Regions from separate parts of the Homo sapiens genome. Here region 1 is linked to region 2. Evidence: chromatin loops called from intact Hi-C (ENCODE). Cell type or tissue: heart left ventricle. All regions are shown on one strand. Region 1 holds the start of TNFRSF1A (TNF receptor superfamily member 1A). Region 2 overlaps NCAPD2 (non-SMC condensin I complex subunit D2).

The links. Peaks named below come from ENCODE experiments on the same cell type or tissue, not always from the same donor. Only the 100,000 strongest peaks of a DNase experiment are listed, where the experiment ranks them.
Region 1: it touches region 2 in a loop (4-fold over the local background); 54 of 110 quality-filtered maps call a loop at or near these places.

The regions. Positions count from the first base shown.
Region 1 is chr12:6,340,972-6,343,471 of GRCh38, forward strand. TNFRSF1A (TNF receptor superfamily member 1A) reads right to left here and starts at 1,105. Exons shown (of 10, transcript NM_001065.4): 1 at 805-1,105. The coding sequence starts at 843. RefSeq lists an enhancer at 908-1,007. In heart left ventricle, no CTCF peak of the experiment used is centred here; DNase peaks (open chromatin) are centred at 139, 780 and 1,130; H3K4me3 peaks cover 1,904 bases; H3K27ac peaks cover 2,500 bases.
Region 2 is chr12:6,526,442-6,528,941 of GRCh38, forward strand. NCAPD2 (non-SMC condensin I complex subunit D2) reads left to right here. Exons shown (of 32, transcript NM_014865.4): 21 at 7-174; 22 at 450-622; 23 at 1,336-1,447; 24 at 1,527-1,650; 25 at 1,732-1,887; 26 at 2,238-2,415. Among named protein-coding and RNA genes, the nearest start is that of GAPDH-DT, 6.7 kb to the right of the region's middle. In heart left ventricle, no CTCF peak of the experiment used is centred here; no DNase peak of the experiment used is centred here.

The DNA of each region.
Region 1 (2,500 bases), 190 kb before region 2:
TGTGAGAAGCAGCGGGGAGGGGAAGCTGGAGGACAGGCCCAGGGACACTGACCAGGTGGGGGTAGGACTAGCTCCCTGGGAAGGCTCAGTCCCACAGCGGCTACCTGCCTAGCAGCAGGCAAAAGGGTAAAGAATGTCCCCAGGTGAGAGGCCGGGGCTTGGCCAGGGCACTGGGGACACTGTCCACTGGGTTGCCCTGCCCCATCCAGTGTCCCAGCCCATTCTCAAATACCTCCCACCATGAGCATCCCAAACCCACCACACCAGCCCATCCCCACTCCTCAACTCACTCCCCCACTTCACCAGCCGCCAAAATCCTGCCCTACAGGGTGTGCTCCACCAAGTTCCACAGGCAGCCTCGCCTCCCCACGGCCCAACACCCTCCAGGCCAGCCAGCTGACCGGAGGGACAGAATTCAGAACCGTCTGGACTCCCCGAGCACTAATCTTCCTACTCCCACTCCCTTCTTTTCCCCGCCAAATCTGCCCCACCCTGGGCCTATCTCCTGCCCACATTCCCTTGGCCGCCCACAAACTTCCACCGCTGTCAGGGGCCAGGGCTTCCTTTTACTCTCTCCCTTTCAAACTTCTCCCATTCCCCTGCCTCAGCGCAGCCCCTACTCCAAAAGGCGGATGAATGGGGAACCCCACACTGGCAGTGGCTGAGGTTAGGACCTGCAGGCCTGAGGCTGGCGCCAGGACCAGGCCCGGGCAGGAGAGGCTCGGCCCCCTCCCGGAGAGGGCCCACGCCAGCCGGAAGGTGCCTCGCCCACCAGCCCACTCTTCCCTTTGTCCCTGGTCTCACCAGTGGCAGCAGCAGGTCAGGCACGGTGGAGAGGCCCATGCCAGACAGCTATGGCCTCTCACTCCCCCATTTGGGCTCAGGGCAGTGTGGCAGCGGCAGTGCTGGGGCTTCCCGGGACTCGGTCTGTCCAGGACGTCCCAAGTGCCTTGGGGTGACAGTTGAGGGTTGAGACTCGGGCATAGAGATCACGGCCTGGTCCCAGTGATCTTGAACCCCAAAGGCCAGAACTGGAGCCTCAGTCCAGAGAATTCTGAGAAAATTAAAGCAGAGAGGAGGGGAGAGAAGGTGGGAGGGGAAGAGTGAGGCAGTGTTGCAACAGCGGGACAGGAAGAGCTGGAGGAGGAGGCCACAGGAGGCGGGAGGAGGAGGCCCAACGTTCTTTAACTCTTTGTAGTCCAGTCACAAGCACAGGAGTCCCAGATCTGGCTGCCTTGTGCCCCCAACCCACCAATCCGACCACTCCCAACCAAACACCAAGGGGCAATAAGCCCCTTGCCCACATCACTAGCCTTTCCCAGATGGATCACAGCAGTGAAAAGATCCAGAGTCTGGGAGTCAAATTCTCTGGGTTCCAATTCAGAATGCTTAGCTTTTTAGCTAAGAATGTGTCTTGGACACATAAATGAACTTCTCAGACACATAACTGAAACTGTCTGGATCTGTTTTCCAATTTGCAGAGTGGAGATAACCTGTCTCCTGGGGTTCCTGTAAGGATTTGTTCAGATGGGAGAGATATAGATAAGCGTCCGACACATGATAGGTACTCCATGTCCCTTAGTAATCCTCCCCTTTACTCCAGAGTTCTTCACTAGCCTCCTAGTCTCCCTCTTTCTTGGGAATTTACTGATCCAATCCAAAACTCAAAGTAAGTCCCAACCCTCGTTTTCTGCCCTGACTGGGTGCCTGCCATTCCTCACCCCAGGTCTCATCCAGTCTCTGCCTGGCCAGGTCCCCCCACCCTGCCCCACTGTTGATCCTGGCTCTGCCACCAATCATGCGACATCAGGCAACTCCTCTCCTAAGCCTCTGTTGGTTCCTTGTTTATTAAACAGGGGTAACAATGTCTGCCCACCTACATGGGGAAAGTGATGCCATGAGAATCAATGAGACGTATCCACGAAGCTGCCGTGGAAATAAAGATACCTCCATCAGGTGTTCCTAGCATATTCCCAGTGCCCTTTTCCTAAATATTCCAATACATCAATTATAACTCACCTTACAGATCATCGACTACAACCCCCTAGGTTTTTTTATTTCTTCGTTTGCTTGTTTTTCATTTTTGTTTTTGTTTTGAGGGTCCGCTCCGTTTCCCAGGCTGGAGTGCAGTGGTACCATCGCAGCTCACTGCAGCCTCGACCTCCCAGGTTCAAGTAATCCTCCCACCTCAGCCTCCCAAGCAGCTGGGACTATAGGTGCATACCACCACGCCTGGGTAATTTTTGTATTTTTTGTAGAGACAGGGTCTCACCATGTTACACAGGCAGGTCTTGAACTCCTGGGCCCAAATGATCTGCCCACCTCAGCCTCCTAAAGTGCTAGGATTACAGGTGTGAGCCACCGTGCCCACCCAACTGCCCGGTTTTATAGAGGAGAAAACTGAGGTCCAGAAACCCAATGTGCCAGGAGGCAGAGCCAACAGAGAACCCCAGACTCCCGACTGCCGGTCCAAGGGCCCCTTTGGCTATGAGAGACACAC
Region 2 (2,500 bases):
CTGCAGGCTTTGTCCACCCAGACCCACTCTGGATCCCATTCAAAGAGGTGGCAGTGACCCTCATTTACCAACTGGCAGAGGGCCCCGAAGTGATCTGTGCCCAGATATTGCAGGGCTGTGCAAAACAGGCCCTGGAGAAGCTAGAAGAGAAGAGAACCAGTCAGGAGGACCCGAGTAAGTGGGCAGGGGTTGACCCACTGCGGCAGCCAGCTTCTGTTCTCCCTGCAGGGCCAGGAGCCACTGCCACCACCACTATCTGCAACAACCCTTAGTGTACACTGTGTCGTTTTTGTCTAAGTTGAAGTTGGGCCAGTTCCCACCCCCAACTCTTACTACTTCACTAGTTTGAATAGCACGTGAGCAAGGGGAAGATCAGTAAAAATCGGATTCAGGTTTGATGGGACTTAAAAATGTCTCTTTGCCCCACCTTCCCTCTCCCTCTCCTCCAGAGGAGTCCCCCGCAATGCTCCCCACTTTCCTGTTGATGAACCTGCTGTCCCTGGCTGGGGATGTGGCTCTGCAGCAGCTGGTCCACTTGGAGCAGGCAGTGAGTGGAGAGCTCTGCCGGCGCCGAGTTCTCCGGGAAGAACAGGAGCACAAGACCAAAGATCCCAAGGAGAAGGTGTGTGAATGTCCTCAGCACTTCCCAGATTTATTTCATACCTCAGCTCAGAACTGAGCTGATCCCCTTCCGGCAATCTCTGCTCCTCTGCTATTACATGAAGCGAAGAGTTTCTGCCTCTCTGTGGCTACTACCGTAGGAAAGGTTCGTGTGAACAATGACGAAACTGTCAGTGATCACCCAGGAAGGAAAGATTTAGGTAAATGCAGAGTGTGGAGTTAGAGACCTCAGCATAAAACAGAGGCTTTGTGTCTGAGGCAGGGTTTGTTAGAACACGCACGTACCCGCCGGCCTTTTCCATCAGCTTCCATTGCTGGCCTGGCCCCGGATGGGGCCCTGTGTTCCCTCCACTAGAGGCAATGATGTCTTGCAGACAAATAAGACACAGAGCCTTGCAGCGCTGGAGAAAAGTCTGACCTCTGTGACTTTGAACCATTGTCTGGCGTGATCCATCTGTTTACCATATATAGGAAACGATGTCTTCCATGAGGAAGAGGTGCAGAAACACGCTTTGGCAACTTAAAACAAATGGGGACCTCATTGTTCCCCTGCTTAATTCAGGAATCCTTTCTCTTTACAGACACATTTGACAATTCTCTAAATGTTTTTGTAGAATTTGCCCTTCCTCACTTTGTTCATGCAAAACAAAGTATGGGCTGGAATCAAAAATGTTGTCTCTGCTTATCCATGATCCCCAATTTCATTCCCTTTAGAATACGAGCTCTGAGACCACCATGGAGGAGGAGCTGGGGCTGGTTGGGGCAACAGCAGATGACACAGAGGCAGAACTAATCCGTGGCATCTGCGAGATGGAACTGTTGGATGGTAAGAAAAATGGCTGCACTCAGCAGTTTCTTCCCAATTAAGATAACCTGTCCCAAACCTGCAGTTACTCTTCCAACAGGCAAACAGACACTGGCTGCCTTTGTTCCACTCTTGCTTAAAGTCTGTAACAACCCAGGCCTCTATAGCAACCCAGACCTCTCTGCAGCTGCTTCACTTGCCCTTGGCAAGTTCTGCATGATCAGGTAGGCCGTGGGGTTGGTACCCCCTTCTCAAGGAAGATGGGGATGAAATGGCTTCCCTAATGATCCTCTTCTTGCTCTTAGTGCCACTTTCTGCGACTCCCAGCTTCGTCTTCTGTTCACCATGCTGGAAAAGTCTCCACTTCCCATTGTCCGGTCTAACCTCATGGTTGCCACTGGGGATCTGGCCATCCGCTTTCCCAATCTGGTGGACCCCTGGACTCCTCATCTGTATGCTCGGTAAGAGACCCCTCACAACGTGGTGGCAGTTCCCAGGAGCCCCGGAGTCTGTTGAGAGTCAGTGTGAGAATCACCAGGGCTCTTCCCCTAGGCTTTGGCATCACCGCGAACATCTGCTTGATACTTGACCTGTACAGGCCCCTGGCTAAGAGTCACCCCAGTGGGACTGACACTTCTGGTTAGAAGCTTCACCTCTTTCCCCCACTCCAGCTTTCAACTCTAGACAGCTTTCTGACTGCTTCTGGAGTGGCAGAGCATGGGATAATTGATTCCTGCTGAGGGCCTTTTCTACCAGTGTTAGGGTGTAGCCCGGAGGTCTCGGTCCCCATGACCCGCAATTCCATTCCTAGTCTCCGGGACCCTGCTCAGCAAGTGCGGAAAACAGCGGGGCTGGTGATGACCCACCTGATCCTCAAGGACATGGTGAAGGTGAAGGGGCAGGTCAGCGAGATGGCGGTGCTGCTCATCGACCCCGAGCCTCAGATTGCTGCCCTGGCCAAGAACTTCTTCAATGAGCTCTCCCACAAGGTGAGAGGCAGAGAGGCACTGAGGGCTGGCTGCAGAGGGAATCTGTAGGTCACCTCATCTCCTTAACATGGCTCTCTCTGTCTTA